Regions from separate parts of the Homo sapiens genome. Here all the other regions are linked to region 2. Evidence: chromatin contacts called from ENCODE Hi-C or POLR2A ChIA-PET data. All regions are on one chromosome and are shown on one strand. Each heading gives the region's core, a stretch centred on a gene start or an enhancer-like site at or near the end of the contact. The rest is flanking DNA. Distances are from core to core; before and after follow the strand shown.

Region 1 (2,995 bases), core at 146-2,645, 500 kb before region 2:
CCTGTACATATGTATTTACATATATACATATATGTTTATAGTATATATATGTGTGTGTATATATATTCTATATACATATATATGCATGCATGTATATACACAGTACATACATATATACTATATTTATACATATACATATATAGTATACTGTACACTGCACTTATATACTAAGGTGTACATATATATATATTTATGTGTGTCTCTGCTCTGTTCCAGTGGTTTGTGTATATATGTGTATGTGTGTGTGTATTTATATATAGATGTCTATCTCCCATGACAGAAGTAAAATTATAAATTAATATGGAGATAATGGCTGATGCATTTAATAGTAATGCAAATACTTTTTAATCTGTAGGAAAAAAAATTAGATTTCGAATTCATATCCTGCACAAAAATGTGTGGATTTATAGCTTAAGTACAAAGACAAAGCTTTACATTCCTAGAAGGAAATATAGAAGAATATCTTAATAAATTAAGGGTTAAGGAATAATTTCTTAGGGACCCTAAAATACAGGCCATGAAGAAGAAACCTAGAAAAGTTATTAAATTAAAATTAAGATTTTAAAAATATATAAAATATATACATATATGTTCCATATATGTATTCAAACATCTATACATATAGATAGGGTAAAAATATTAACAAAAAATCTAAGTAAAATGTGCAGATGTGTTCTTTGTACTATTTTTATTCTTAAAACATTTCTGTATGTTTGAGATCATTGTCAAGTAAAAGTATTTTAAAAGACAATATAAGGAGACTAAAAATAGTAGCTACAGACTAAAGAACAAAAACAATCTAGGGCACAAAGAAAAGCTTATCTAGAATATATAAGGAAATATAATAAATCACTAAGAGAAAGAATCCAACATAAAAATGAGCAAAGCATGTGAACAGGCAATTCATAGGACAGAAACACTAAATGATCTTAAACATATGAAAACATGATCAATTCCACTAATCAAAAAGGAGTTGCAAATTAAAGTGAGATACCTTGTGTTTTTATCCAAGTGATAAAAGTTAAATATTTTGAAAAAAGAAAGCTAAGAGTGTTGAAAAAATGGAAGTCTCATGTGCTTCTGGTGGAAGAATAAATTGGTACAACCACATTGGGGAACAATTTGTAGTACGTGTATGTAGGAGTCAAGTCATTATTGACAGCAGAATGTCCCAGACATTGTTGAAAGGGGGAAATACTTCCTTTGAAAATGAAATGCTGCCTATCTGGGTTGACCTGCTGGGGCTAGTTTCAGAGACTGGCTGTTTTCTGCACCCTTTCTTACAAAATAGTCCTAGCAGTACAGATGCTCTCAACAACTGCCTCAGTACTGAAGCTACACATCAGCTAGATCTACATCAGATAATGAGATGGAAGCCAATGACTCAGCAAGCCAGTTGGTTGTTTCCAAATATACACACCTTTGTTTTCCAGAGTAAAGTTTTACACAAAACGATTTCAACACACATGGTGGCAGAATATCAAAACAACTCCGACAGTGACATTTGGCTAAAGTGATGAGAGGTGGGATTTTAATGTGCAAGCTTGATTAAAATAATAAGTTTCATCATTGCTACTTTGTTTTGATAATTTAAGTGCAAGTGAAAAACAGCAGAAGGTATTGTTTCTTTGGAAGGAGCTCTCATGACTCAATGCTTTAAATGCTCTCTGACTCCTTGAAGTTTTCCCTTTGTGACAATTTATCACTCTGTAACAGGCAAAGCATTTTTTGAGTTTTTGCAACAGCCCTCAGACAGAAACTTACCCCTATTCCTGTTAAAAAATGTTTGCTGTTGAATATTGTAATTCTCACGTATATCTTTTTCATGTCCACTAATGCCTGAGTTTGCTTTTAGGTATGCTTCTCCAGGGATAATTTTATTAAAATGAACTTATATGAAGTGTTATGTCATTATTTGCTACTCATTTGAGTCAATCATTCCTTTCAACCACAGATTTTATTGAGTGCCAACAAGGTGACTTGCTGTGACCCCAGTGCTGGATACAATAACAGCCAACATTTATTGAACATTTATTATGTGGCAGGCATTGTTCTGACAGTTTTATGTGAATTACCTCATTCATTCTTTCCAAGAACTCTATGAGGTAGACAGTATTATCCCATTTTACAGGTGAGGAAACAGTTGCAAAGGGAGGTTGAATTATTTGTTCCAGGTCACTCAGCTAGCAAGTAGTAGATCTGAGATTTAAACATGGACAAGCTGGCTTTAGAGAATATACTTCTAGCTAGTAAGTGATTTTGCCTCTTCTAAAAAGTAAATCTATTTTATGTCATCAATATCAAAAAACAAAAGTAGGCATGGTAGATTTTGCACCATAGTACATAATAATTTTAACAAGTGTGCCATTTTCATAGTTACAGTTTAGCAAAATTATTGAACCCATTGCTTCCCTTTAACCTTTTTTGAGTTCAATGTAGAAAAAAGATGGCATTGGAAATTAACGTTTAAAGGTCAGACTTGTGGGTCTTGACAATTACTAAGTTGTGGAGGTTTCAAAATGTGGAGGATGCGGAGTCAAGATATTCTAAGGAAAGAAACTGGCTGAGAGGTTTAGACAGCTGAGCAAATGCATCAGGGAAGCAGGCAGCCTCGAACCAGGCATAGTGAGGTTCTGGCATAGGGTCAAATGTTGAGTTTCAGTAACTCGTCACTTTTCTCAGTCCTTGCTTTCTACGTCCGTTCCTTTAGGATTCGGGTCTTGTTTCTGCTCCCAGTTCTTGCAGGGATTACTGTATGGTTGTTCAAGGGTCATTTACCTCATTTGTGTTACCTCATCTTATCCTCATAGTTTCAATGGTAAGAAGCAAAGATGATGTTCACTTTTCTGGAGTACACTGGCTTCAGAGGTATTATGAAACTTACCCAATATATCATCATTAAAAAAAGGCAGGACTTAGAGCACAGCCCTGTAACCTAGGACTCTGGACTATCTCTAGAAGGCCCATCTAATCATTCCATCTTTAAAGGAAAACA
Region 2 (3,003 bases), core at 59-2,558:
TGGTATTTTAGATTAATTTAATTTAGATTTCCTTTGAACAAATTACAGTCTCTACAGCAACCCTGGTGGATTGCGTCTGGAATCTGAAGCAGCCTTGGTCCCAGGCATCCCATGAACACCGTTCTGTAAAAATGGAAAGAACTGATGAGGTGCTGAGCGACTAGCAGAAACTTCTTATCACTGTGGGTGATGTTTAGTTCTGGAGCCATCGTCTTTCCTAAGAATTCAACAATGGCTTCCCTTCTCCAGACAGAGATTACTTTAAACAGAGAATGGTAAATCACGCATGGAAAGGTCATTTTACATTGAATTTTGTGAAGTATGCCTTGATATATATTTTCTGTTTCTTACATACTTTTCTTCTTGGTTTATTTTATCTATATTTAGAAAGATATAAAACAATCAAAATTACTTAGATGGAGAAATAAAAGCTGTAAGGCAAATTAAAGCTTATAATTTAGTATTCTCACTAAGATATCACGTTAAAATATTTTTCTTCTCAAAGGTATATCCATATTTTTCCCAGACTGAAAAATTGATTTTCTTTCTTTCGTTTTTCAGAGCCACCCAGCTTCATTTTACTTTTTAAAAATGTTTTTAGTGCCACCTTTCACTTGTATAAATTACGCATCTCAACTTTTACCTTTAGGTTTGGGGTAAAATAACTGCTTTTTGTTTGCCATTGGCTAGGGTCTTTGCTTTATACCACTTGATTCATAGTAGATACTAAACACGTTCATATTTTTTCCATGTCATATACTAAATAGGTGCAGTATAATGTTACCTCATTTTCTCACCTATCAGACTTATTATCCCACAAAAATCTTACGTTAAAAAAATCTCTTAACTGCAATAATGGTTTGATTGTGGTAACTACTGAGGGATTGAAAAACTACTGTTCTTTCGGCCCCATCTTTCATAAAAATGTCTCATTTTAGGAAACATGGGTGTAGTCAAGGTAGAAAAAAAATTTCCTTGTGGTCTATTGCATGGAATCCAATTCTTAAGACATATAAGATAAATATTTACTTTTTTAACTGTGTTGAAATAACTATCATCAAATAGTGGTTGCAAAAAATTGCAGTGTATACCTCATGTTCAAATAAAGTCCAGGTTTTGCATTTCAATCCATCTCTCCTGCCTCAGTGCTCCCTTTCAAAGGGACCTGAGACCCAGTGCAGAAGTGGGTGGGGAAGGCTGAGCCCAGCAGGGTGAGAACGATGAGGTCTCTGTAGGTTACAACATCTGCTGGGCAGATAACATCTGCAGATAATGACAGGGCAGGGGTGAGGGGTAGAAAGGCCAAGCTATGCAAAAGCGGCAGAGCATGGGGGAGGGAGGGGAGCTGTTGCAAGAGTTCCTGGCATCCACTATTTCCCACTGAATCATTAATCGGCAGCCTCACCATTTAACCTGTGTGGATCGCAGAGCGGCATGGTGCCCTCGACAAATGGATATTGTTTAACTTCTCTTTTCACTCGAAGAAAAACAAGGACAGTGATTGCAATGACACTGGATGTTTGCGCTGTTTGATAAGTGATGACTAACACGTCTACTACTTTTAACAATTTTTGCTTTCCTCTCCTAACTGGAGCTATGTGGCACTGAAGTGAGAGAAAGCTAATACAGTAAATGGAAACCGCTGTCAGTAGGAACCAGATTAGTCAATCCTTATAGCAAAAGTGAATTTCAGATAACAGCTCAAGCATGACCACTCTGATCACAGCCTCCTGTTTATGTATACAGAGGAACAATGAAGTGCCCTGGCAATTACTGCAAATACATTCCTCAAGCTTTCAGGCGATGCCAAGCTTAAAATTGTGGTCAACTGAAGTGGCAGAAGCAGTATCAACTCGGAATTCATTGTGGCAATTGTAATTAAGTCACGTATTTTGTCTCTCTCTATCTCTCTTCATGCTAAATGTATAGATATTTAAACCACTGTGGACATACAAAACTATAAGACTGCAATTCTCTCTGGTAGAATGTTTTCACTTCTGCTCATGGAATTGAACCATGAAGAGGGAATAAAGTGACAAACTCTCTTATCCATATAGGGACATTGCATAAAACCATGCTAATCTTTCCAAAGGTTTTATTTGTTACTTAAAATGTTTGCAAACCTACAATTGACAAAAGTAAAAAAGCAGAATTCATGCACAAATAAGAAAAAAAGTTCATTAGTAATAACGGCAAATTAAGATAGCAACGGATACCTTTTTCACCTAATAACTTTAAAAAGGTTCAAGATTATGCCCAGTGCCCATACTGTTGTGGAAAATCAGGGTTAGTTTATTAACAATCATAAGAAGCATTAGGAAGCTGTGGCTTCAAGCTGCCTGGCTTCATATCTTACCTGCTGGGTAACCTTGGGCAAATTACTTAACCTCACAGCACTTCAGTTTCCTGAACAGAAAATGAGGACAATGATTCTATCCACTCCGCAGTGCCATTGTGAGGACTAAATTTTAAAATGCAGGTAAAGTATTTATCCATGTGCCTGCCATTTGACATAAACCAGCTATTATGTCTATTAACAGTGTGTTACATCTTGTAGGCATTACATCACTGGATTCTCAAGCATAACTGTGTTATGGTTGCAACTACATCAGAATGTGCCTATGACTATAAGCAAAGATTGGAAGAAAAATCATGTAATTAAAAATCATCAAGGCCAGGCCCAGTGGTTCACGCCTGTAATCCCTGCACAGGGAGGCGAGTGGATCACCTGAGGTCAGGAGTTGGAGACCAGCCTGGCCAACATGGTAAAACCCCGTCTCTACTAAAAATATGAAAATTAGTTGGGCGTGGTGGTGCACACCTGAAATCCCAGCTACTCGGGAGGCTGAGGCAGGAGAATCACTTGAACCCAGGAGGTGGAGGTTGCAGTGAGCCAAGATTGTGCCATTGCACTCCAGCCTGGGCGACAAGAGCGAAACTCTGTCTCAAAAAAAAAAAAAAAAAAAAAAAAAAAAATCATCAACATATGATGAGACAATTATT
Region 3 (3,241 bases), core at 401-2,900, 280 kb after region 2:
GTCAAAAAGAATCCTCCGTTTCACGGGCTACATAGCAGCAACTGCCATACCAAATATCTTTTCTGCCATTCCTGAATCTCAGACAGAGACTTCTCTCTCTAGAAATAAAGACAGTCTAGGGGAAAAAACAGTGGTGGAGAGATAAAATCTTTAAAATGTTGCATTAGGAGTTCTTCTCTTTTCCTCCCTTTACTTTGTGTGAGGACAGTGACTGCCGCAGCTAGCCGCTCCCTCAGCCACCCTGAATGTATAGTTGCCTCCAGTGCCCCAGGGCCAGAAGAGATTTCTTTACGGGAGATGCAATCAGCTCTAACCAATCAGTAAGAAGGGTTAATCAGCTGATCGATTGGTCCCTGAGCAGCTGGGACCTGGCTCCTCTCTGACTGGCTCTAGCCTGGCCTTGGGGTAAGAGGTTGGGAACTTTTAATTATCCACAGCAGCCACTGCTCTGATTGAATGGTCAATGGGTTTACTACTGAGGCGGCGCTGCTTGAATAATAATAGAAAACAATGTGGATGCCGGCAAGTGCAAACAGAGGGCCAGAAAAGGCACTTGGATATGTAGAATGCACGTTAAGATGAGTTAATTGCCTGGCAGAAACCAAATTTCAAAGGTCTTGAAAGGTGTTTTATGGAAGCAGAGTAGATGCTTGGGGAGGCATCAGCGAGATCACATTTTTTTCTTTTGTGACTCTTGGGTCTGTGACCATTGCTGGCTACACAATGTTGCCCCAGGACAAAGGATAACTTGCTTACCCCAGTGGTTAAAGAAATGATCACTGGAGGAAATCTGTATTTTGACATTTGCAGGCACTGTCAGGGTTTAATTATTTTTCTTTGTAAACTTCCTTGAAAAATAATCATTCCCTAGTTCCACTATGTAAGATGTGCTCATGGGGTGGGGAGGTTGGGTGGCATAATTAAATCATGCCAAGAAATATAGCGTTAACACCCAAAGGTTTTTAAAAGCTTTGTTCGACTGTGTGTTGTGGAGATCTTTCTACTTCACCCTCCCTAAGCAGAATAAATCATCAATCCAATAACTCACTACAATATGCTGATCTTTCCTTTCCCGGGTTAAACAGCTCACTCGTAGTGGTTCCTTCTTCCCTTGAACATAAAAACCAACAAGTGCCTCCAAATAAAAATGGTATTTGTGTTCAAGTCCTCTGAGAGTGTCACAGTGGAGGCAAATGCCCCAAAAGGGCAAACAGCTCCATGCCCTGGCAGTGGGGTTAGCAAAAGATGTAAGCAATTTCACAGAACTGCTGAAAAGGATGTTTGAGTTCAATTTTTTTAAAAAAAAGAAAGAATAGTCCATTTGGCACAGAGACTCACGTTTGGAGGGGTGGTGGGAAAAGGCAACTAGACCCCTCTGGAAGGTATCCCCTGGAATCCTGGTCAAGATCTTCAAATTATCAGAGATCAGAAATCATCCTATTTCAGCAGATTCCACGTTAAAAATGTGCCTTTCTCCAGTGATCTCACATAAACACTAGAGCTCATCAGGCTCCGCTGGAGTCATTACTATTTATATTACCATACCCTGGCTGTGTGCAGTCAATTCATAATTGTCCAGTTTTTCTAATTAATCACAAAAGATTTTTGTTTTGCCTGCAGCTAGTTCTGGGGTGACTCACGACGGCAAGCCAAAGCTCATACATCAAACACAGGCCCTCTCTCACTCCAGCCTTCTGCTGGGAAGGCTGCTCTGCGCCTCTCGACCAAAGAGGCACGCACTGGGCATGTGCGGCCCCGGGCGCAGGAGAAGCCGGAGATCCGTCCTCTACTGTGTGACTTGTTATTTTTATCTGATGCTTGCATTCTCGGGCCAAGTCAGACCCAAAGAGCACGGCCAGGTTTCTAAATTCAGAGCCCTGTTGCTCTGGTTCCTGTTCCTCCCTCTTTTCTGTGTTCCTCCTCGTTGTCTTTCATCAAATTAAGACTATAGTGCTTCCAAGAGAGAGATTAGGACATCATTTTTCATATTCTTCAGTCCTTTCAATGGTGACCTTTTATGGAGGCAACAACAAAGAATGTCACCAGAAGAAGGAGGGAAGAAAGCACAGCTTCTGCATTTTATTCTACCAAATCCACATCAAGGCAGGGCAGGAGGAAATATCTTTTTTTTTTTTTTTTTTGACTGAGTTTTGCTCTTGTTGCCCAGGCTGAAGTGCAATGGCGCAATCGCAGCTCACCGCAACCTCTGCCTCCCGGGTTCAAGGGATTCTCCTGCCTCAGCCTCCCGAGTAGCTAGGATTACAGGCATACGCCACCATGCCCAGCTAATTTTTTGTGTGTTTTTAGTGGAGACGGGGTTTCTCCAATTTGGTCAGGCTGGTCTCGAACTCTCGACCTCAGGTGATCCCCCCACCTTCGCCTCCCAAAGTGCTGGGATTACAGGCGTGAGCCACCCACCTGGCCGGACATATCTATTTAATGTGCAGTTTATCTTACTGAAAGGTATTTCGGCAGGTGACCCGTTGGAAATGTGTCTGGTGCAAATAACCTCTAGGATTGCTAGGAAGGGGCCCAGGGCCACCACTGGCCTGAGTCAAAGCAGCTGGGTTTGCCTAATAGAAATGATCAGAGGGTCAACTGGAAGGAGGCAGGCAGAGGCCGCCTGTGTAACCTGCATTGCATGTGAAGAATTTCAAGGTGAGATCAATCTATTTGGAAGATCTTGTTTGATCACATTCGGTCTGCGTAGGCGTTGGCACAGGGTCAGCACAGTGACAGGAAAAAGCATGGCGCTTGCTCTATGAAATCTTCAGGACTCAAGCAGATGCTTTGGAACTGTCAGATGACTCCTAGTTGCTGATTTTATATATTGATTAATTTTGCAAGCCTCATATACTTAATACTATTCTTGATATGTCCTGATAGCAGATATAGTCCATGTAGCACCGGATATAAACTTTTCCTTGTGTAAGACACTGTTTACAAGTCCACAATGCTCCCACCTGCCGATCTCCCCAAACCCCACTTGTCCTTTAGGTTTAACTAGATATCACCTCTGCTGAGAACTCAGTCTCCCCTGACCACTCACCCCCCATCCCCAGACACCTGTTCCTGACACCTGTGAGATGCGTCTTTTCTGCACTCCCGTCAAAGCCTATGCTGCCTGTGTCATAGCACACGTCACAGGCTGTTGAAATTACTTTTGTGCCTGCCTGCTTCCCTCGCATGGCCATGTGCCCTGTGAGAGGAGGGATCGTGGTGCTCATCCTAAGCTCGGCCC

What was found. Hi-C counts contacts between places; a loop is a spot of excess contacts on that map. ChIA-PET counts read pairs that join two places held with the same protein, here RNA polymerase II (POLR2A). Pooled maps may share reads with other maps.
Region 1: a map with no recorded cell type shows a loop between it and region 2 (2.3-fold over the local background). The contact joins two enhancer-like sites. A Hi-C loop is called at or near these places in 2 of 37 single-sample maps with no recorded cell type and 6 of 50 pooled maps.
Region 3: a loop to region 2 is called in a map of Calu3, with 3 times the contacts of the local background. The contact joins two enhancer-like sites. A Hi-C loop is called at or near these places in 1 of 168 maps with a recorded cell type or tissue (Calu3) and 1 of 50 pooled maps. POLR2A ChIA-PET finds 5 or more read pairs at or near these places in 3 of 52 experiments (Caco-2, H1 and PC-3).

What each region holds. Positions count from the first base shown.
Region 1 is chr6:9,531,381-9,534,375 of GRCh38, forward strand. No RefSeq gene overlaps it. Among named protein-coding and RNA genes, the nearest start is that of TFAP2A-AS2, 870 kb to the right of the region's middle. Within about 2 kb of position 1,396, at least 2 of the 41 ENCODE cell types and tissues checked have a DNase peak (open chromatin) inside an H3K27ac peak, as active enhancers do.
Region 2 is chr6:10,032,028-10,035,030 of GRCh38, forward strand. It overlaps the pseudogene OFCC1. Among named protein-coding and RNA genes, the nearest start is that of TFAP2A-AS2, 370 kb to the right of the region's middle. Within about 2 kb of position 1,309, at least 3 of the 41 ENCODE cell types and tissues checked have a DNase peak (open chromatin) inside an H3K27ac peak, as active enhancers do.
Region 3 is chr6:10,314,826-10,318,066 of GRCh38, forward strand. No RefSeq gene overlaps it. Among named protein-coding and RNA genes, the nearest start is that of TFAP2A-AS2, 88 kb to the right of the region's middle. RefSeq lists an enhancer at 137-858. Within about 2 kb of position 1,651, at least 5 of the 41 ENCODE cell types and tissues checked have a DNase peak (open chromatin) inside an H3K27ac peak, as active enhancers do.